3 separate regions of the Mus musculus genome follow, and all the other regions are linked to region 1. The links are chromatin loops, found by intact Hi-C in ENCODE. Cell type or tissue: heart. All regions are shown on one strand.

Region 1 (8,000 bases):
CCAAGGCAGGACCCAGCAGTTCTGAAGGGACCTTGAGCCTCTGACTGGAAACAGACCCCTTGCTATTTGTGTCTCCATTTCCATGTCTAAGGAGCCACAGTGTGACTGGCCACTGACTTTCAGGGCAGGGAAAGACCATCCTAACTGTTTGAAGGAGATCAGGGAAATGCTAGCTGAACACCAACACCAATCATATTGACCGCAGCAACGGAAAGGCTACTCCTTGAGGCCCTGGGGCTGGCGTCCGACTCTGTTCTCCATTTTCTATGCTGTCCTGTCTCTAAGGGGAAAAGACTTGTGAGACGCTGTTTTCTGTAGAGTGTGGGTTTCATTCCTGTGGTATGAATGAAAACTAAGCCATCAGCATTAGTCACACTTGACTCTGGGCTCCCAGAATACTGGGTATGTGGCTTCTTAGAAGATGATGCCACGTGACTTGGGGAAGCTACAGCAAGGGGCAGGAGTGATGTCTAAGCCAGCCTGCATTGCAGCTGTCCCACTGTGTAATGGTGATAAGTCACATGGTCTCTTTCAGTGCTTTGGCTTCTTCACCTGGAAAACATATAAGAATGGTACCTACCTCATAGGACCATTGAAAGGATGAGAAAAGCAACATGGCCGGGTGCCACTTACTGACAGAAACAGACTCCCAGAAATGAATTATATGGTGATTTCTGTCTCTGCAAGCATCATAGACTATACCATACAAACTCAGATGACATGTCCTACTGCACACCCAGGCTAGTGTTGGAGGGGGGGGGGCTGCCTGTCTGTGTATCTGTGTGTATGTGTGTATGTGTGTGTGTAGTATATTTCTGTGTGTGTCTGTGTGTATGAATGTGTTTGTGCATGTATCTGTGCATGTGTGTGTGTGTGTGTGTGTGTGTGTGTGTGTGTGTGATATTCTACTACCCTTGGGACTACAATAAACAAAAAATATGAGGTGGAATCAAGCACAGGAGAAAATGATGTCATCAAGAAACTCCACAGAGTGTGAAGCTGTTGCTACTGACGTAACATGTGCACTGTTGTCTGTCAGCACACTCAGTAGTGGGGGTGTGAGCCTCCATGATCATTTACAATGTAGTGAGTACACAAGCCGATGACATCGCCAATTATGGTTTTCACCAGTATTAGTTCCTACACATGGTTATATGTGCTGTGCTTGTAGATGATTGAGTGCTCAGTAGGTGTGTTAACACCAGTGCACAGTAGGTGTGTCAACAACCAGTGTTGTCATACTCACACGAGTAATGCATTGAACTGTGATGTAAGATCAAAGCAACCATGATTTTCCTACTCTGTTAAGCTCTTACGTGCCCACGTTGAGTGTGTCTATTGTTCATGGAAACATTATGCAGCATGCAGCTGTATGTAAGGAACTACATAGAACCTCCTAGTCAGTATCCTGCAGATGAGGCCTAGGCAACCTTACTCAAACTCCCCAAGATGTCCGATGGACATTTTACAAAAGGTATCCTGGGAGCTGCATTCAAAAATCAAAGACTGCGGTTCCTAAGGATGTGTGTTAACACAGAGACCTGTGCTGTGTCCTCCTATCTGCTGTCTCCTCTCTGTCTGTCTCTCTCTCACACACACACTCTCTTTCTCTGGATCCCTCTACCCATCCCACCCCCAGTAAGATGACACAATTGTTTATAAAGGCAGAATTGAATAAACGCCCTCCTAAAGAAGACACATGAATGACATAAAGCATACAGAAAGATGTTCAGTGTCACCAGAAAAAGGCAAACACAAGCCACAATCAAATCATCCAACAGTGGTAGAAACTTGACACTCCCAAGTATTGGCAAAGATGGGGGCAAGCGGGAATCTCATCTGTTCCCGATAGAGATGGGAAACAGCTGGAGCCAACTTCACGTGGCAATATTGTGGTGTCTCGGTTAACGCATGTCTACCAAGTGACTCAGCAGCTCTGTGCTTCTGCATTGGCCCAAGAGAGTGAATCTTAAAGTCTTGTATGTTTCTGCTACATTGGGGTGTGGGGCTAGGGGACGTGTGTGTGTGTGTGTGTGTGTGTGTGTGTGTGTGTGTGTGTGTGTGTGTGTCTGTGTGTGTGTGTGTTTGCTTGTCCACCCGTCTGCCTGCCTGCCTGCCTGCCTGCCTGCCTGCCTGTCTGGGATTATTTTGTTTTGGTGTTTTGCTATGAAACCCAGGCTGGCCTGAAACTTATCCATCTGAGTGTCCCGAGTACTGGCATTACAGATGCACACTGCTATGCCCAGACAGTGTTCTTTGATTATTATTTTATTATTATTATTGTGTGATGATTTTTATATGCTTGGCCTAGGGAGCAGCACTATTAGATGTGGCCCTGTTGGAGTAGGTGTGGCCTTGTTGGAGTAGGTATGTCATTGTAGGTGTGACCTTTAAGACCCTCGTCCTAGCAGCCTGGAAGTGAGTGTTCCACTAGCATCCTTCAGATGAAGATGTAAAACTCTCAGCTCCTCCTGCACCATGCCTGCCTGGATGCTACCATGTTCATACCTTGATGATAATGGACTGAACCTCTGAAACTGTAAGCCAGCCCCAATTAAATGTTGTCCTTATAAGAGTTTCCTTGGCCATGGTGTCTGCTCACAGCAGTAAAACGCTAAGACGGATTGCATGTATTATTACAGCATACTATGTGAGTATGTACATGCATGAGGCCAGAGGACAGCTTGTGGGAGTCAGCTCTTCCACTCCATCATATGGGTCTTGGGAATCAACCTCGGCTTACCAGGCTTGGCAGCAAGGTCTTTACTCACTGAGCCACCTCCCTACTCCCAGTTCATAATTCACCCAAACTGGAGATATCCGAAAGGTGATATGGCTATACAATGGAATACCTGTGAGCTGAAGGTAGAACTGTCAATCTGCACGCCGATGTGGTGAAGTCTCAAAAGCTGTTGCAAATGAAGGTCCAAGACTTTTAGAATTCCATTTATGGGAAATTCAAGAAAATGCCAAACTGAGTGGCTGCGCTTGGGAGAAAACAAAAACAAGAGGCTTGGAAAAATCCCCTAAGACGAAGCTGCTGTCTCTCTTGTGTTGGTTTCAGTCAACAATTATAAAAAGTCACCAAACAGCGTACTTTAAATGCATATATTTCATGGCATGCAAATGTGATGCCTTTCAAAATTCCAGAGGCCAAGTGTCCCGGTGTCATCCGACCTGTTGTTCCAGATTCTTAGCATGAGCGGTGCTCATTACTGGAAACAAGGTCATCCCAGGCTCTTGGCTTTCTCTCGCCTCAGAGCTGCAGATCCAGCTGACATTGACCGATTTCCAGGGTGCACCACAGTGCATCCCAGGCGGAGGCCAACGGAAACAAGCTTGTGTTCCTGTCACTAATGATAAGAGCCTCTATCGGATCCTTCGCCAGGCCACGCTCATCGTCATTACACCCATTGAAGACAAGAGCGGAGCAATGACGAGCCGAGTGTTATCGGCTCGCAAATCATTTATAACAGCAAACTAGGACAAGAGCAGGGCTTTTTTTGGCTGAGGAGGTTGTGTGTCACTCTTTAAAATCTAGGCTAAAAAATGATTTATAATACAGAGTCAGCCAGTCAGAAAATGAAAAGCATTCCTTTTTTCTATCTCATGCATTTGAACACTGGGCCTTTTACCCTGAGCTAGCAGTGAAGGGGCCTCCATATCTCAGTCTGTGACAAGAAGAAAAGTGTGGCCTGGTCAGAAATGAGACCTCTACGGGAATCCCTTAATCCAAAACCCAAGAGCAGGAGAGAAGGAGGGAGGCGTTGGAAGAACAAAAGGTCTCTTAGAAAAGCTGAGGAGATTGTGCAGTGGAGATGAGCTTCGGAGAATTGCTTAGATCTGGTCAGGGAATAACCCTACCAGAGACAGAACCAGGGTAACTGGTCTATGAGTGGCTGTTGATGTGTTGTAGATACTTGAAGCAAACAGCAACTGTGGTGGTGTCTATGTAGGGTGTGTTCTTTTGTTTCTGGGGGACTACTTGGGGGAACGTTGGTACTGATAACTTGTACAGTTGAATACCTGCCCCAAGAGAGGTAAGCCACTGTCCACCAGAAACTTCTGTCCTGGCCACACACTGACCAATCAATAGCCTAGGAACTGTGACTCTCCAGGTGCCTGGACCAGCAGGCAGACCATGTGTACATGGTTTCTGTGCCCATCAGCTGGCTCTCTGTAAAAAGTTCATTGTGGGTATACTTGGGAGGAGGGATAGGGCAGCTTTCCTGGCCATGGGTCACCCCAGAATAGGTTGCTGGCAGTTTTCTATTCCTTTTATGTGCATGGCTATTGATCACGCATATCTCTGTGCACTGCTAAAGTTCCTAGTACCCACAGAGGCCAGGAGAGGGTATCAGATCTCCTGGGACTGGAGTTACAACTGGTTGTGAGTTGCTGTGTAGGTGCTGGAAATCCAAACTGGATGCACTGGAAGAAGAGCCAGTGCTCTGAAGTGTTGAGCCTTCTCTCTAGTGCCACACTGGATTGCTGATGAAGGGACTCTCGGATGTCACCGGGATCAAGGCTCCATAGCTGGGCTGCTTCCTGAGAATTTGCGGGGTGCATCTCTCTATCACGTGTTCCTTATTCCTCTTGTTAGGCCAGTGCCAATGACCAGATCCCCTCTTCTAATCCCTTCAAAGTCTGAGAATCCTCAAAGGTCCCAACCTGAGCAGCCTAGCTCTCATCTCTTCTACAGACAGCCAGTGTGGAATGTCCTTATGAAAGTAGGCTTCATCTTGGAGAGCAATTTAAGGATCACAGAATACCTGAGTGAGAGATATGAAGATTTCCCTTACAGTTCCTGTCCCGCATACACACAGATCTCCCTGCTGTACGTGACCCACTTAGTGATATGCCCATCAGTTACAGTTGATGAGACTCCTTGGCATGTCATGATCTCCTCTGTTAACATTGTGGTTCCCTCTTGGTGTTGCATATGGCAGAAGTGTGTGGCATGTGCCTGCCATGCTGGACTCAGCCACAGTGATGTCACTGCCCTCAATACTCTCTGTGCTGTGCCCATACATCCCTTTCTATGAGCCATGGTGACCCATGGTTGCTTTACCATTTCTGTAGCTTCTCCTTTTCCAGAATGTCATATAGTTGGGGTTCACACAGTACCAGGCTATAGCACACTGGTTTCTTCAACTTAGTGATGTACCTCTGAGTTACTCTCCTGTCTTGTTGAGTAGTGAGTGTTCTGTTTTTCCGTGCTCACAGCTGCCTGACAAATAGGACAGCATCAGTGTCTGTCATATGTCACCCTAGATCTGCACGGCTCACAGGTTGTGCTGAGACATCGTCACCTCACTCACAGGATGATGGCTCTTGGGGCAAGGGCCAGGACATATGTATGACTGAGTGGCACAGCCAGGAACCCCCACCACGCCGCATGGGTGGCATAAGGCTGAATGCCCTGGACTGGAGGAAATAGGGTTGAAGCCTCACCAGGGACTCTGAGGATAAATCTAGGTAAACAGCGTGCAATTTTCTTCCTGGAGCTTAAAGCTCTACAAAGTTAGAGAGGCGGTGTCTGGCAATGGCGCTAAGCTATGTAAGGTTTTGTATGTGAGTCAGACCTTGCTTATTATTAATGCTGTCTGTCTCTGTGGCCAAAAGTCTAGCAAAACATGTTTCTTGCCCCATTACTCAGCTCCAAAATGTGGCCAACGTTACCTCCACGAGAGACTTTTTGGATCTGGTGCTCTCCGTAGAAAACACCCTGAGAGAGAAGGAACCTCTGCGGCATGACAAAGCCTTCGTGACGTGGAGTGTTCTAGTTAACCTGTGCCTTGTGTGTTCCCAGAGCCTCTCGAAATAAGTCTGAGAAGAAGCGTCGGGACCAGTTCAATGTTCTCATCAAAGAGCTCAGCTCCATGCTCCCTGGTAACACTCGGAAAATGGACAAAACCACCGTGCTGGAGAAGGTCATCGGATTCTTGCAGAAACACAATGGTAAAGGCCGTGCGCTCGTGCTTCTTGGCATCTCTGTCCCGCCCTACCCTTCCTGCAGGTGATGAGTCCATCAGGCAGGCAATCCCCATGAGCCCACCATTAGGAAGGTCACCCTCATCCCTCATGGGCTCTCCTCCAAAGGCTCTGGACATGCCCCAAAAGCCCCATGCCTAGCAGGTTGGGGGGAAGACAGCTATTCCCCAAAAATGCTTTATCAGCCTTAGGAGGGCCTCAAGAGCCCACAGCCTGCACAAGTGGCATTCACCATGAGTTTGTCATTGTCATAATCCCCTGGAACTCATCCAGGACCTGCCCCTCTCTGTCTTTCCCCAAATGTGACATCTGTTCTGACTACACACTTGAAGCTGTGTGTCCATGGGGATTTTAGTCAGCTGAAATCATGCAGGTCACTCATGGCCCTCCTCCCCTGTCACTGGCAGATTCTGTCCTGTCACTTGACATTACCACGTGACGCTATCCAGGAATGCATGTCTTCCGCAGACTGTATTCCTCCCCACCCCCCACCCCCCCCCCCGGTGCTTTTTTTCCCTGTATGCAGATCTCACACTTAGGGTGCCACTGGCTTTGAACAGTATCCAAGTGCAACAGTGACAAAAATAAATAGTCTGGGGAAGGGCAGGAGAGATAGCTCAGTGGTTAAGAGCACTGACTGCTTTTCCAGAGGTTCTGAGTTCAATTTCCAGCAACTACATGGTGGCTTGCAACCATAATAGGATCCGATGCCCTCTTCCCGTGTGTCTGAAGACAGCTACAGTATACTCATATACATAAAATAAATAACTAAATCTTTTTTTTTAAGAGTCTGGGGAAGACCACACAAGCAGAGTTGCAATAGTCATCACTGTGATCATTTAATCAGAGTGCTTTTATTTCCTAAGTAACGTTTTAGCCAAGTGAAATAGCAGGTGGTTTGATTGCCAAGATATTTTGTGCAAATTACTCAAACTAGGTCAGTGCCACAGAAGCAGGACAGCTGTTAAATAGGGCAGCTGGAATCAAGTTCATCGGCCTGACATTTATGTTGCTCTTGGTCCACTGTGGAGTTACCAAATTCTCTAATCTGGCCCAGGAAGGCCAGATCCACAGCACTGCTGCTTCCTGACACCAGGAGCACCTACCTCTCCAGCCTTCCCTTTTCACAAGCCGAGGAGGCCTGCCTTCCTGCCTTCCTGCTTTCCTGCCCCACCTGCCTACATACAGTCAGAGTATCTGCAGACTCACACAGGTTTCTGAGAATCCCCATTTGGAAGAAGGGGAAAGCTCCATAGCAAATTTCATGCAGAAAATTTCATTTTGATGCTTGCACCAAAATGTGGCTTAAAGCAAATATATATATATATATATGTATATATATATATTAAAAAACAATATAGCCACTTTACATGTCTCCCGAGTACAGGTGAACCCCACAGGCGCGGGCAACAGAGTGGAATGGTGAGTTGCTTTCTGCGTTACTGCAGGGTTCCCAGAAAGCCACCATTCCTGTCATTGCCTCTAGACTTCACAACAGCACCTTACTCAGAGTCCTGTGGGGTAGAAACTTGGGAGGTTAATCAACCTGAATCAGACAGCCAGGAAGGCATTGACTTTAAATCCAGCAGCCTGTCTATGGAGCCCTGATCTTAAGTCACCTTCTACTGTTCTCTCAGTCATGTAATGGATGGGGCTCCATGGATCTGTCATGGCTGCACTGTAGCTCTGAGTTAGTGTATCCACTCAGACTATTGCTTCTCAGCCTTGGCTGCCCATGAGAACCACCTAAGGAGCTAGGATAAAACCACTCCATGGATGGATATACCAGAATCTTTGGGAGTGGCTCCCCAAAAGTGTGCTAGAGTCTGTTTATGCCAGCTCAAAAAAAAAGAGTCCTAATTTGTCAGTGTATGCACTTATGCATGTGTGCATATGTGTGCAGGCATGCATGTGTGTGTGCATGTATGTGCATCATGTATAGGCCAGAGAACAATCTCAGGTCTCATTATTCAGATTCTTTGCATCTTTTTTGCAGACAGAGTCCC
Region 2 (8,000 bases), 56 kb before region 1:
CACATACACATACATACACATATGTATATACACATACACACATACTATGTGTATGTGCATACACACACACACACACACACACACACACACACACACACATATAAATACAAACTCTGCTACCAGTTCAGTTCAAGAAGCCAGGTACTTCAGCACGTATAATCTGGCACAAAAGGCCCTGAAGTTCCCAGAAGATCTGTGGATGTTGAGTCTAATAACAACTGAGTCCTTCATTCATGGATGCTAGCAGGAACCATAGGCACATTTACTTGGAGAGCCACCAGCCCACATTTGGAACCCCCGACACTGCCCTACACGAATCTTCTCCAGAACATGGACAAAGCGAAATTGTCATCCATTACTTTTGGTGAGGGTGACAGCTGAGATCAGCCCTCACAAGTACTCCCCATGAAGTCTTCACTGTCACTGTCTTACCATAAAAGCCTCAGGCCATCTGACTCAGACCTTCCATTCACAACACTGCCTACATTGAAAACCATGGCAGGAGCCCCTAAAGGAAATAAAGTTCTCCTGCCCTATCTTTGCCAAATACTGCTCCTCTCTCTCAGTCTTCTGCTTCAACAGCCACCGAGAGGAGCTCAGAGGTTCCAAGACACACCCTTGCTGGTATTAATTACTATAATTACCTTCCTGAGTAGCGAAAGCATTGGCCGGACTAAAATCTGGCTGGGTGGGTATCTCTTTCTGGTTGTCTGTGTGTCCTCTATCTTTAAAGAGAGTAGCCAGGGTAGATGGGGCTGGGAGAACTGAGAGTGTTGAACGAGGAGCTGTTCTGAAGAAGTCAGTGGAGGGCTCCCAGAACTGAGCATAAAAATTAATTACAGAAAAGAAATACATCATTAATGTCAGAGCTCACAATAGGTCCCAGTGTGACTATTATGTGAAATTAATTACTCCCTACTCTACTTTCCAAAAATCATCTTCTCCGCACTATGAAAATAGTCCTAATTACTGGCATCGGCTGCTTTAAGTCATTAAGGGCCATCACTTCACACGACGCCCGTGCTCGTTCTGCAGTTGTGCTTGTGTTTAAATATAGCAGCCCTGGTCTCTGTGAAGATCTTCCCAAAACACTTACATATTTCGTTTAAAAGAAAATGTCAAATTGCAAGATCAGGGTCTTAGGGAAAATCAGGTATTAAGAATCAAATAATAACATCAATTTGTTTACTCGGAAAGACTATCTAAGAATAGAAAGCCGGTCGCGTCTCTGCAGGTGAGAGTGTCTCTGAAGGTGAGATCCTTCTTGCAATTGGGCCCTGGACCTGGAAAATGAAGATGGGGGGAAGCAAGCAGAGCCCAGAGCTCTCTCAGCAGCTTGCTGACCTCCTCAATGCCGAGACCCCTTAACGTAGTTCCTTGTGTCACTATGATATAAACGTATCCCGTTGCTTCTTCATAACTGTAATTTTGCTGTTATGGATTTTAATGTAACTATCTGATATGTAACGCCCACAAGAGGTCACAACCCCACAGGTTGAGACCCACTGGCTTATCGGCTGGTGGGGATGAGGGAACATTAAATGGACAACTGTAGAATGTTACCTGTGGCGAGAAGCTTGATCCTGTCTGGGGCAGAGGAAGTAACATGTAAGCTGAGACTTGAGTTGTGGAGAGGGGCAAGAAGACTTTTGCCAGCAGAAAAGAAAACATGTTTATAATCCTTCCAAGGTCTGGAGGGACAAGTCACTGGTTATGAGCTCCTCCGAGGGACCCAGTTCAGTTCCTAGTTACCATGTACCTAGTACCCAGCTCACAACGGTCTGTTAGGTCCAGCTCTAGGGGATCTGACTCCCTCTTCTGGTCTGAAATGTTACCTGCACTCAGTACACAAACCACATACACATGCTTTAAAAAAAAAAACAACTTAAAATAGTTGTTATCAAAGAAAGAAAAAGTGACATAAGGGACAGTTGAGTTATAGGAGTCTGATGTCCCTTTCAGTGATTTGTGCCAAAGATGTTTTGGGTCAGTGGCCAAGGTCAGCTGGTCGGGGGAACATTTTTTGTTCTGAATTCTTTCATGTTTAAGGAACCAAGAACAGGACAACTTACTTCTTTCTACCCTCCACGGGAACCCCCGGTATGTAGGATCACATTTACCTTATGGTTTCCATTCAGGTCCGTGTCACTGATTTTCATTAAACCATCTGACATTAGATCCCACTGATGGTGCCTAAGGGCAGGCAGCTAGCCTGTGTGTCTGCGCATGGTTCTCAAAATGGAAAGCTAAATTAGGACAGGATTTGCTTCTGACCTCAGATCCCACTGGGATGTTCCATCGTGTCCCTAGGAGATCCAACGTCCAGCATCTACCTTGTATTCTGTTATCTTGTCTTCAGTCTCTTCATGACCTAAACAGTTGGAAGAGTAACCAGTCATTGCTTCATAGGGTGGCTTTTGCTTGGGGTTTGTCTGTTGTGCGCTGCTGAGTTAGAGTGGATTAAAGTCCTTGCGGCAGGAATATCAGAAGGCTGTAGTGTATTCAAAGACCATGTACTTGGCTGGTGCCCTGGCTGGAGGTGATAATTTTGCTCACCGGACTGAAGCAGTATCTGCCAAGTTTTCCCGTGGAACTCCTCTCCTGATGCGTCAAAGGCTATATAAAGACACTATTTCTCACTTAACCTTGTCACTAGCTAGTATCCTTTGATACTTCTTATTTGAAGCACCATGACTATAGTGATTGCCCAATGGTCAATTTCTAATCCCATCTTCCTCTCACGTGTTTCATAAACTGGAAGTCCACTTGAAGAATGAGTTCAGTGTCTACCATAACCATCCATCCATCCATCCATCCATCTATCTACTTCTTTAAGTCACTGTGTATGGATGGATCCCTGTGTTGTTCTGTAAGTTATAATTACAGCTTTGATGCTCTGCTTGCCCCTTCCTTGGACAGTAAGAATCCTTCTCAGCTGACTTCTGATTCATCCTTGTTGCTCTTTGAACCTATACAGTTTTCTCTAATCTATCCTTGCTCCAGCCCTTGAGCCTGCCTGGCTCCCTTCAGCAAAGAGTTGTATACCTGAGGATGCTGAGCTAGAGGGTAGCTAGCCAGGGAGGTATTTCAAATATTTGACTGTTGCTGCCTCGGAGGATTTGTTGAAGACAGAAACAGACTCCTAGGAAGCTTGGCTAGGGTGCAGGACTGAAGCTAGGGCTGAGAGTGATGGTGTAGGAGAAAAATGCAGACGCCTGTAAGGTAGGTAGAAAGCTAAAAAACCAGCAGAGCAGTGATGGGTGGAAAACAGCAGTGGGGTGTGGAGACAAGAGATACAGAGAAGGAAGGAGCAGGTTTTGACAGGAGTGATTCAGATTTCTAGTTTGGGCCTGTGATCCTTGCAGGTAGCCAGGTCATGATGGGAGGGGCAGTGGGCACAGGAACCTGGGCTTTTGCTTATTGTGAAGAAGGACCAAGCCTTCTTGCCCCCAGGTTTTAAATCAGCTCCTCCTGAATAGCGAGTGCTGCAGAGTTGTACTCCCTTTGCTTTCTTTATTCAGTACTTGGCAAATACTTGGCATTTCACAGCAGATTTTAAAGCCCCGGGGCCTATTTTCTGGCTGTAGCCCTTGATGTGTTTATCAGGAAAGAGGAATATAAATAGATTAGTTTCTGGTAGCATCCTGTGGTTACCTAACTCCAGTACACTTGGGAAGGCATCGAGCTGCATTTGTCACATTTCATATGTGTGTTCGGTGACCTCTGCAGGTGCTAAGAACACATGCATACGTGTATTCATACGTAGCATTAAAACTGTTTGCTATCAAAGGTACATAACAAAATTAAGACTAGTGGAGTTATTAGAATCAGACTCAGGAGTGACTGGAGAGATGGTTCAGCCGTTAAGAGCACTAACTGATCTTCCAGAGGACCTATTTTTGATTCCCAGCATCTACATGGTGGCTTACAACCTTCTGTAACTACAGAAGGCACTGTGTACATGGTACACAGCCATATAGGTGTGGGTAGAACCACTCATAACCACACAATGAAAGTAAATACAAATCTTTGAAAAGTAAAACATGCCAAAGGCTAGAAGGATGGCTCAGTAATCAAGAGCACTTACTGTTTTTCCAAAGGACGCAAGCCCTGTCTCCAGCGCCCACTGCAGGTGGCTCACAGCAGCTCTGTAACCCCATCTTTAGAAGATTCAACGCCCCCTTCTGGCTCCCCTGAGCACTGCACTCATGTGCACAAATACACAAAGACATGCACATATGCATACATTCAAAAAAGAGTCTTCAGTGGGCTGAAGAGATGACTCAAGAGTCAAGAGTATCTGCTAGTGTGGCAGGGGACCTGGATTCAATTCCTAGCACCCACATGATAGCTCACAAGCCTCCCTAACTCCAGTTCTCCAGTTCTGGGATATTCAGCTGACCTCCATGGCCACCACACCTGCATGTGGTGCCCCTACATACATGTAAGCAAGCAAAGCAGTAATAACCAGACAATAACATAAATAAATCTAACAAAACTATTTTTAAAATCTCCAAACAGGGATCTCTTGTCAACCACTGTACATAAAAATATATTAATTAAAGTCCATAACAGATACTACCACCACCGCATTTTCACAACTCAGTGGACAGACAGAAGGATTCACCTCAATCCAGGAAGGTGCTATGGCTTGAATATGTTAGAATGTGCCCCCCCACACACACACAGTACTGTATGCTAGAATACAGTAGAGTAATGTTGTTGTAGAACCTTTAGGAAGTCACATACAGTGGAAGGTGGTTGGGTCATGGTGACGTTATCCTTGGAGGAAATTCATGATGGCCTCAAGGAGAGACTCAGCTCTTCCAAGAGTCGGTTGCCTTTTCTTTTTAAACCAAAGTTACCTCTCACGCTTAGTTTCATCTGCAGACAAATGGTTCATTTTTCTGCTCGTCATTCATACCGCGACCTAGCTGGGAATAGTTCATTAGATGCTGAATAGATGGGGCCACCTAACCTTGGACTTTCAGATTCCAAAACTCAGCTGAATAACTCTCTCTTCTTTATAAACCATCCAGATGGGGGTATTTTGCTATAACACCAGAAAATGGACTAATACACAGGACCAAAGCCAGAACCGCTACTGAGTCAATACATCATTCATGAACACATAGTGGTTCAGTCATAAGACCGCTTCTCAGACTAAAAGAGAGACATTTGGCTTCCACGCATCCGGTTCTGTCCTCTCCGTGGACGTAGATTTGTTTGTTTTGGGGTGATGCTTACTGAATTTCTTTTCCTTCTAAATCAGAAACAGCTGATGTTAATCATGTTGTTTTCAGATTCCATTCTTGACGCCGATCTACAGTGGGAGTGTTTGATGTCCCTTGGCTTCATTTTTATTTTAAATCAAAGACTGCCACTGACCCTGCCCCTACAGTGTAGGATGTGTAGACAATGGCCAGTGAGTAGCCAGGACTGCTCCCATGTATGGCTGTGGCTGGGACCGAGCTGTGTGTAGGTTATGACAACCCTACCCGACTCTTACCACACGCATAGGCCTTTTGGCCTTGTGCTTGTTTGAATCAAGGCTTTATGTGGAAAGGTGCAGGTGACAGTCACTCCAAATGAGATCTTCCTTGTATGGACTCACTGTGTGTACCTCCAGCTTCTGTCCTCGTCATACTAGAAACATCAGCTCTTTAGGACTCTGCTTACCTTACCTGTTGGCAGCATTCATAACAGCTTATGCAGAGCCCTCTGCAGTGAGCAAGGTCTTGGGTTCACTTCTCTATCAGGGAGCACAACCCACACAGAGCAGTGTAGTGGTGCTTGGGGAGGGGGTGTGAAATGATGGCAGAGCCCAGTTGTTCGGGTGATCTGGTACCCTGAAAAGCCTCCTTGGAAATGGCATGCACCCCCCCTTCCAAACAAGAGAGCAAGCAAAAGAGTTTAACTTTCAGCAAGACTGACACAGCATGGTGAACAGTCACCATGAGCACATAAGTGCTGCATGAGCAGAAAGTCACTTTAATGTCTGCCATTCAGGGTCCAAAAAACTAACCACAGCTGCCAAATTGAGCTTCCCCACAGCTTGATGGTTCATTGGTCAGATGGTTTGGTGAGCACCCCGTGTGGCTACTCTCAAGCCCTTTTTCTCAATTACTGATTGTATTGAGGGGGAAGAGGGGAAGAGAGAGAGAAAGAGGAGGAGGGGGAGGAGGAGGAGGGGGAGGCGAAGAGGGGAAGGGGAAGGAGAGGGAGATGGAGAGACTGCCAGGCAGAGAACCTCCTATCTGGCTGTACTACCCACACACTATACCCTGTGTTCGATGCTCTGTTTGCTTTTCTCAGTATATGAAACCCATCAGTAACTTCTGCTGCGGAAATGCCTTTAATGGGTCAGGATGATATGTGAATGACTTTAAATAGTGTTTCCATTTTTTGTCCTACTATCTAAGCACTGGGATGGGAAATTATAGATGCTGACGAGTTGCATGTTTAAATACTGCTAGACCAATTTCACACAATGGCGAGGAAATGTTTTTGTGCCAATATTTTTATCTCTTTGTCATTTCCATCATTTTTATTTTAGTCTTTTCCATCTGTGAGCTCTAATGGGTCCTGTTCTATATGTGATGTATACGGAACTCCCTGGATCCTATCTCATAATGTGATGGCTGATGCATTCCCACCGTTCCATAGTACCCTCCATAATGTAAACACTCAGCTCAGAGTGAGTGTTAATCTGATACATTGCCCGTTCTAAGCTGGATACAATTTTACACACGTAAGAAAAACACTTCCTACCCCATTGGGACTGGTTGTCTTATGCCTTATGTCACTAATCAACTTATAAAGAGAGAGGGTTTATTATTCTCCTGGCTGGAGATTTCAGCCAGAAATTGCTGATACTCATTGCTTTGAGGCCTCTGGTGTTACAGCCCATCATAGTAGAGTAAAGCCACTCACCTCATGGCCAGGATGCAACAGAAAACGAGACCAGGGTCTCATACTCATCTTTGATAGCATGTCCTCAGTGAGTTTTTTAGGCTCTTACTAAGCCAGCCCACCACCCATCAAAGATGAAGACCTTCTGCTGGGCCTTACCTCTCAGTAGCATGCATGGGAGTTGAGGCATTTCTGAGTCTTTTAGGATCAGAATCATACCAGCCGCAGAGCCATGAGAATGCTTGCAGTCTGGAGAGAAGTGGGGGACCATGATGAACCCACCAGTAGCTAGAGCCTCGGTGAGAAGTCAGTGGGTTAAGATCAGTGTTTCTTGGTCTGTGGGTCATGACACCTATGTAGGTTGAATGACCCTTTTACAGGGGTCACTTCGGGCCACTGGAAAGCACAGATATTTATATTATGATTCATGACAGTAACAAAACTACAGTTATGAAGCAGCAATGGAATAATGCTATGGTTGGGGGTCACCACAACATGAGGAACTATATATATTAAAGGGTCACAGCATTAGGAAGGTTGAGAACCACTTTTTTAGATTACTGTGAGCTGGGATTAGATATTTTCAGGAATGACAAATAGTTCAGAGCGTATATGAGAAACCTTTTCTTGACCTTAGCTTGTGGATTTGTGTGTCTGAGAAAGAGGGCTCATCTGAATGTCAGAGCAACATTTTGTGGTATTGTATCAGTCATGTGTTCAATTAACTTACCTTCCAAGCCTTGGCAATCTGGTGAGATAAAATATTAGGAGTGTATCCAAAATTGTTCAGAAATGTCCCGATATCTTCCAAAATAGTGTCATATAATGAGATTCCTAAGAGGCTGCAAATGAAGCCACTGCAACATTTAATCGCGACTGTTCCAAGTTGCGTTCCACTTGATCAGCCAACAACTCTTTGGAATAAATAGTACCATGAGAACCCTAATTTGGGACACATATAACATGCCTGGCTTTAAAACTCTGAAGCCATTTCTGAGGCACGAGGAAAATGCCACTAAACAAATCACGGCTGTCACTTCCCTATGGCCCACACATCTATCTGTATAGAAACAAAATACAGCACAGTA
Region 3 (8,000 bases), 75 kb before region 1:
AGCTTAGCCGTCATCTGAAACACTTCTCCTTGTGAGGAGAACATTCAAAATTCTCTCTTCTAGCTGTCTAGAGGATTAGATGGCTTTTCAAGGCTGGAGAGACAGCCAGTGGTTAAGAGTACCCACTACTCTGGCCAGCACTCACACTGGGTGGCTCACAACCAATTCTAGCTCCACCCTCTTCTGTGGTCATCTGCACAAACACACACTCATACAATGTGCGCATGCACATGCACAAATGCACAGGCACTTTCGAAAAGAATTCCACACTGCCTCGTCACACACTCTGTGCAAGAAGACACCAGGATGTGTTCCCCTGTCCGGCTGGAGTTTATCTTAGCAACTTTCAGGAGTCCTCGGGCTCATGGCAGAACAGGCTTAGCTTCATACCCTTTTCTGGGTGTCTCCTTATCATTTGTCCTTTAGCAGTGATTCAAGGAGACTATCACTAGCTCAGGGGATTACCCGGGAGAGGCGGAGCCCACAGGGAGGTCGCTGTTATCACCTCCACACACATCTGACTGTCCTTTGACTCTGTGACAGTCTCTAGGTGGCAGTGTGGAGGCCCCAGAGATGAGATGACTCACCTCAGTAGAGTCACAGCTCGAATTGTAGCCCTTTATTTAAAAAGGACCAAAAATAGAGTAGCCGGGGTTTATTTACCTTTTTTTTTTTTACTGAAATGCCACCTCCAAGAAGATAGAGACTGTGTCTAGAACCAATCAAGCCTTGGAAGTACGCCTTCTTTGGCTTAAGCGCTTTTCTCAAATGTGTGGTAATTGTGCACTGCTGGGGGTGGGCAATTTGGTGTCCATATGCCATTCAGCCCTGAGGAGGAGGAGGAGGCTGTGTGGGAAAGGGTACAAAAGAGCCAACGCTTGCAGGAAAACCTTTTTAGGGCATGATCATTATTCTGTTTCTTGCCATCTTTGAGTAGCTAACCTGCTTTTCAGATCATTTCTCTGTTCAATCAGGACGCCCATTCTGTCACTCCTCATTTTCCCAGAGTCAGATACAACTTCCTCAAGCCAGGCTCAGCCGTAAAGTCACTGGAAAAAAAAAAAAAGAAAGAAAGAAAGAAAAGAAAAGTGGGAGCTACCTTGGGTACCATGTTTGTTGTGGTGGTTTGCATATGTGCGGTCCAGAGCATGGCACCATTAGGAGATGTGGCCTTGTTGGAGTAGGTGTGTCACTGCATGGGCTTCAAGATCCTGGTCCTAGCTGCCTGAGAGACAGTCTTCTGTTTGCCTTCAGAACAAGATGTAGCACTCTCAGCTCTTCCTGCCCAGGCCTGTCTGGATGCTGCCTTGCTTCCTGACATGATGATAATGGACTGAACCTCTGAACCTGTAAGCCAGCCCTCATTAAATGTTGTCCTTATAAGAGTTGCCTTGGTCATGCTGTCTGTTCACAGTAGTAAAACCCTAACTAAGACATTTGCAAACTGACCTTTCACCTGAGCTGTATCCCAGGTACCCAGACAACTGTGGAGAACTTTCTAGAAGTGTCTCCTAGAAGTCGCTTGGGTTGTGGTGAAACATAACCCCTCACGCATCAATGCAAACCGCAGCATTTGGTGTAATACAACAGGAAATAGAACCAAAGCGTTATAGGCCTTTCAGTAACAGAATTTTCAGAGACTGGCACAGTCTCTGTGTCTGTGTGGGCATGTGTGCATGGACGTGCAGGTGCCTGTGAAGGTCAAAAGAAGGGGTCAGATCTCCTGGAGCCAGGTTTCAGGCAGTTGTGAGCCCCACACCCAGCTGACATGGGTGCTGGGGACTGACCTCTGGTGTCCTGGAAGAGCAATACGCACTCTTACCGACTGAGCCAACTCTCCAGTGACAGGAGTCATCTTTTCCAGGTTGTTTCTTAATTTAAGTCTGGAGGAATACCTCTGCGGAGATCTACTTATTTTACTAAGGGTAGAACAGGAGGCTCCAGCCCTCTTTCTGCTCTGACGGCTTTGGCAACTGCAGACAGAGGTATATCTTCCTGTCTGAGAGCAACAGAGACTCTACTAGATCTGTTACATATTTGTCTACCTTTTTGCCACCACCAATTTTGAAAACAAAGAAAATCTGTAAACATCAAGATAACTTGGCTTGTCTTATGTCTGACATCCATACGAACACACACCATCAAGTTTATCCCTGCAATCTTGCTTAACAAAGTGTTTAAGTTAGCCACTCAGCACCTCCCTAGAAGGAGCTCAAGAAATTTCTGTTTTTTTCCTTCAGAACTCTTTAGTAACATCTGTCAGAATTATTTCAGGCTGCATGTGAAAGGGCACAAAACAAGGATGCTTGCATATATAGTTTTAAAGCTCTAAGAAATCAACAATAAAATTAATTAAGGAAAAGTGTCACATAGAAAAGGTGACAAGCCAAGTGAAAGATATGGCTCAATAGTGGAACACAGGTCTAGCATTTACAAAGCCCATAGATTTGGTCCAAGCACTGCAGAAAGATGGATAAGTGGATAGATACACACACAGAGACAGATAGACAGACAGACAAACAGACATAGATACATAGATATGTAGATAGGTAGATACATAGGTAGATGACAGGTGCATAGATATATACATACATATACAGACAGATTCATAGATACATAGATGATAGATACATAGATAGATACTTATATACATACACAGATAGATACATAGATACATAGACAGACAGTCTGACAAAGAGTAGACAAGTTGCTTTGTAGACCAATGGTGTGATACAGAAGGTTGAGTTTTTAAGGGTCAACCATGAAACAATGTGTTGAGTTAATGATTCAAGAGTACCTCAGAGTTTCAATAAGGCAAGGCAAGCGTGTTTTCCAACTTGCTTTTACTATAACAAAACCCTGAGACAACAAATATGAAAAGTTTATGTTGGATCAGTTCTGAAGGTTCCAGTCCATGACTGATTCCCCTGTTTGGGGGCTTACTGTGACACATGGTAGAATCATGTGATGGGTCTGGTTATTCATCTCATGACCAGGAAACCAAGAGAGAAACAAGAGGCTGGAATTCCATAGTCCGCTTCAGGAAAAGCCCCAACTTTCACTCACTAGGCCTTACCTCTTTAAGAGTCCACTGCTAGCTCCAAGTGCTAGCATGCTTTCAATACAGGGCCTCTGAGGATGTTGATACAGGGGTGGCTGTACCATGTGAGTGCTTCCTAACCAGTCCACAGCCAGAGATGTTTCAGCATCCTGGCATCAGTGCCTTCCTTACTCACAGTGCAACAGCTATGTCCACATTCAAAGTGGGCCTCTGAGCCACAGCTGCCAGGGGAAAGAGGTAACTAGATTCACATGGGGTGTTTCTCTTCTTTTCCAGAGAGGGGAGTATTTAGTCAGAAATACCACAGGATTGCATAAAGAGCATGAGAGAATCAGGTGGCTTGGGGAACAAAAGACATTGCTTAGTTTTTTTTTCCCCCCAAGATAAATAATGGAAACCAAGAACACCTTTGCACACCTGCATGAAGCTTTATCAGCCTCCACAGTCCTTTGTTATGTCTAGTGACTTAGGTTGCTCTCGGGCACCTGGGTCATGCAGGGTTGAGACGCACTCTTCTAGAATTTCCCAGTGTTCTAGGGTAGATTGTAGTACCCTAAGAAGCCCTGAACTCATTTGGATTCTGGCGGGGTGGCTAACTCATTTAGATCCTTGAGCTCTAATGTATGTGTATGCTGTTCTCTTGCGAGTCGCCCTGGCCGTCACAGTCCACGCTGTTACACCTAGCTACGGTTCTGGGTTTTAGGCAAACATTGCATTTTTATTGGCAGTGTTTTTACAAGTATCAAAGAAAGTCATGGCTCTATCTGGAGAACCGTGGGACGGGAAGGAGGACCTCTGATGTCCTGCACAGGAGGATAATTGTGATCGATACCAGTTGACAGACTACTTCAGAACTGCCAGTATAAGTGTTTGTAACATAAAGAAATGTGTTCCAGGGATCGGCATTGAAAGTCATTCTAGTGGCCACGATCTGATCCTTGGAGTAGCACACCCATGTCCTGTCTAGGCACAATTATTATTGTGTCAATTAAAAAGACTTGCACATCTTTTAAAGAATGCGTATGCTCAGCTTCTTCTGAAAACACAACTTATAAGAACTTCTGTTTGCTCAAATTACACCATCATCTCTTTTTAAGGAATTTAGGGCCGTGTAAAGCCACCCCCTGATCAGCACTTGCTAAGTGTGCTATTCCTTCTCATCCGTGGCTGGGGGCTTGTGCTTGCTGTTTTATGTGAACAGCAAGTACTGCTGGCATTTGGCTCCTTCTCAACTGAGCCTTTGCCTATGTGTGACGTCTACCTTGAACATGCTTATTTCTACCCTCACCTGCCTTCCCTGAGGGGCTAGATTCTATCCTCTGGGGTTACACAGACCCCACCCCCACCCCCCATCCCACATGTCTATTCCATGGCAAGACGTATATTTCTGTTGTAAGGTTGCCAGTTTCTGCATCTCTCTACCACCCACTGGACTGTGGGCTTCTAAACCCCTCCAATACTGCCCTCTGTGGGCTGCTGCTGCACACTCCGGGCACCGTATGTCGGCAACCCTGCCCACGGGCTGTCTGAAAATACAGGACCTGAACTTCTCAAGGCTTTGGGGATTGGCTTCTGCAGTCAAATACTCCATGTTTCAGAGAACATGGAAGCCTGTTGAGTCACAAGTTCCTTGGTTGTGAGGCAGGGGTATTTAAAAACATATCCACCAAGATGGTCACATGGGCCAGTGGCAGCTGATACTCTGAACCCATTTCCATGTCGGACACTGTAAGCCCAGGAGGATGTGCAAGTAGCCATGGCTCATGCAGTACTTTGAACCTGCTGCCTGAAGTTAAATCTCAGGTCCACTTCCTGCCAGATCTGCATCTTGGAAAGTTACTCACATCTGATGAGTCCTTTCTTGCTCTGTAAAATGGGTGTCATCGTTCGACCCGGTTCCTCGTGCTCTTCTGAGGACTCTCTGAGGTGATGCAGGCAGATGTTGGGGTTGTATCTGGAGTGTTTGGGAAATGATCCACACCTAATCCCCACCCATCAAATCATCTACAGTGAAACAATGTCACTATCCATGAGGTTCCCTATGGCCTGTTCTTCTTTCAACAGAGACACCCGGCACATTTTTTATATATACAGTCCACCTAGATCCTTTTATAGAAACCTCCAGTTCAATTAGGTGACTGGGCCCTAAGCTGTTTCTGAGAGGAATGGGTGAACGCTGGTGTCTCTCTCCTGTCATTCCAAGTAGATCAGCCTCATCTGGAGATTTCATACACCTGTAGATGCTGGCGAATCGACCAATCAGGGGCCCTGTTCCTGGCAGAGACTCATTTCCCATCTCTAAGCAGTCCTTAATTTTCTGTGGCTCTCCATCTAGGAGTGGGGCCCTGCAAGATCTCCCTGTCTGTGCTGGAGATGCCAACCAGCATTGGGATTGTTCCGGTCTTGTTCAGGCAGCCCTGCGGTTGAGATTTCCTGAGTGGAGCTTTCCTGTTGTAGTTACAAAGCACAGACTCACAGCAGACCTCCTGGTCCTCTGGCTCTTCCGATTGTTCCCCCTTTCTGGGATGTTGCCTGAGCCTTAGTTGCAGGAGTTACATTGTAGACGTATCACTTGCATCTGGGCAGCCCCAGGTCAGTGCTCTCTGCCTTTTAATTGGCTGTGACTCTCATTAGTGTTCTCCTGCTACTATAACCAGAAGCGACGAGGGATGAGAACCACACTTCCCTGTAGACATAAGGATGAGAATTTAGAACACAGTTAGGAATGATGCTGGCTTAGGGAAGTGTCAGTAGTACCTTCTCCTCTAAGATTCATGGCCTCACTGGGCATGAAGAGTTGGCTAGGTTTACAGCACCAGAAATGAAATTCTCCTTGATCCAATTAGACAGGCACTGGTTACACTCAAGCTAGAAGCCTGCTCTTGCACCTTTAGGGATACCTTGCCATCCTGGCCATAGCTGGGTAGGACTATCCATTGTGTTCCTCCTGTGGCAGCTTGCACATCACCTTCTGGTACTATGAAAGCCAGTCCTGCAGAGGAGGCTTGCCAATGAGTTCCATTCAGATCCTCTGAGTCCTTTGTCTAACATCTATTGTGTCTTCAGCAATAGGGACTTACCTTAAACTTCTGAGAGGCCACCAGGGTCAATAGCAACAGACTATTGTTCTGGGAGTCTCTGGGGCTTTGTAGACCGACAACTTGAAAGTTTTCTCATGCCTGGTAATGGAATTTTGTTAAATAGTCTGTGGTTTGGGGGAATTACTATCTTCCCAAGTGGTGTAATTTCATTTAATAGATCAGTATTATATTCATAGATCAAGCATTCTTAGTGGTTTTCAAACCCCACCTCTTTTCTATCCTTTTATATACCTCTAGCCTATCCCCAACTAAGACCCCCTCCTTACTTTTTAAATTTCCTCTTCATTTCACCTGTAGCATGCCATTACCCTCTCTACAGCTCCCCACTACCATCCCTAGGGATGTAGCTCAGTGAATAGAATGTTTGCCCAGCAAACACCAAGTCCTGGGTCTAATCCCCTGGGTGAGATAAACCCGGCATGTTGGCACACGCCTGTAATCAAACCACTTGAGAGGTGGAGGCAGGAGGATCGTGCTTCATGCTCAAGGTCACCCTCAGCTCAGTGGCGAGTTTGAGGCCAACCCGAGCTACCTGAGACCTGCTTTGAGATATAAATGTCCACCTTTGCTTATTCAACCTCTAGGTGTGCTAAGGTCGCCTGTGGTTATGGGAAGTCCCTGCACATTCCCTGCTGGCTTTACACCTGTACGGTTTAAGACCCTGCGGTACATCGGCAGTTAAAAAAAAAAAAACAAAACCCACAGTAATCATTGTACAATTGAGACAAACTCTGAGTATTAGCAGCCCCCCCCTTACTTTCTCAAGGATTCCTTACTTAGGGGATATGTAAACAACATTCACCAACCCCTCCTAATGTCCTGATGATGAACCAAATTACAAGCCTACCACACAGTTTAAGTGGGGAAACCATTGGATTCTTTGGGTTATACAGATCCTGGGTGCAGGTTACTGGCAGGAACATGTGACAGACGCCTAGAACAGTTACACTGGCAAGTTTTCACCCAGAATAGATAATGGCTCCCTAATAGCTTCCTAGGTGACACCCCCTCTCCCAGGTCTTCCCAACCTTGTATCCACTAGCCCTTCCCAGAGACCCCAGGCTGCATGCAATTGGAGCAGAATTGCAAAACAGAACAAAACAACCAATGTCTGAGGGAGGCAGCTGGATACTTAGATGTGGGTTCAATGCCCTGTTTATGCCTCCTCCTAGTAGGGGATGCCGACAGTCCTCAGCACCAATCTAACAAAGATGGGTTCTCACAAAGAGGCACCATTGATCTCATGAAGATGGTGGCAATTTGGCTCAGCTAGCACCTTGCCAATTGATACCATACCCTCAGATGCGCTTGAGGCACCTCTGGTCGTTCAGACTGTACATGGGTGCCTGTTCAGCCTCAATTTCCAGATGGGTCACTCACCCTACCTGAAAGAGAGAGAAGAGGAGCTTTGGGAATTTGTTAAATTGCCCTCAGGGCTTTTGGATATCTAAAGAGGTGAGAGTTAGAAAGGCAAGAGAGACCTTGTCCCCTTGGAGTAGAGGAAGACTCCCAAGTGAGAAGGGCAGGAGAATTATTACCTGTCACTGCAGAAAGGCCACCATCCCCACCCACACGGTGACTCCGTACCAGACAGAGATAGGAGAAGTTTATAGTGAAAGAAAGGAAAGGTTTCAGTGTGTTCCTTGAATGGAAATGACTAGCTCAGAAGAGCTAGATAGTTGGAGCTGGGATAGGGCTAACTGGAAGGAGCCAGCTGAGTGATGAGTTTGGAGTATACGCTTGGGTTTATCCAGTTGGTCTTACATTAGAAACGGGAACCCAAACCAGCTCATCGGCCATCTTGAGTCTTGTCAAGTCCTGGCCATTTGGGGCTTCTG

The links. A loop is a pair of places that touch in the nucleus more often than their neighbours do. Peaks named below come from ENCODE experiments on the same cell type or tissue, not always from the same donor. Only the 100,000 strongest peaks of a DNase experiment are listed, where the experiment ranks them.
Region 2: a loop joins it to region 1, with 1.8 times the contacts of the local background. A loop is called at or near these places in 4 of 42 quality-filtered maps.
Region 3: it touches region 1 in a loop (2.3-fold over the local background); 2 of 42 quality-filtered maps call a loop at or near these places.

The regions. Positions count from the first base shown.
Region 1 is chr1:39,281,656-39,289,655 of GRCm38, forward strand. It overlaps Npas2 (neuronal PAS domain protein 2), which reads left to right. Exons shown (of 21, transcript NM_008719.2): 3 at 5,813-5,961. Among named protein-coding and RNA genes, the nearest start is that of Rpl31, 82 kb to the right of the region's middle. In heart, no CTCF peak of the experiment used is centred here; DNase peaks (open chromatin) are centred at 3,296 and 6,386; H3K27ac peaks cover 779 bases; H3K27me3 peaks cover 468 bases.
Region 2 is chr1:39,226,059-39,234,058 of GRCm38, forward strand. All of the region lies in intron 1 of Npas2 (neuronal PAS domain protein 2), which reads left to right. Among named protein-coding and RNA genes, the nearest start is that of Npas2, 36 kb to the left of the region's middle. In heart, CTCF peaks have their summits at 1,811 (motif pointing left) and 4,179 (motif pointing left); a DNase peak (open chromatin) is centred at 2,538.
Region 3 is chr1:39,206,591-39,214,590 of GRCm38, forward strand. The region is part of intron 1 of Npas2 (neuronal PAS domain protein 2); the gene reads left to right. Among named protein-coding and RNA genes, the nearest start is that of Npas2, 16 kb to the left of the region's middle. In heart, CTCF peaks have their summits at 539 (motif pointing right) and 4,538; a DNase peak (open chromatin) is centred at 481; H3K27me3 peaks cover 670 bases.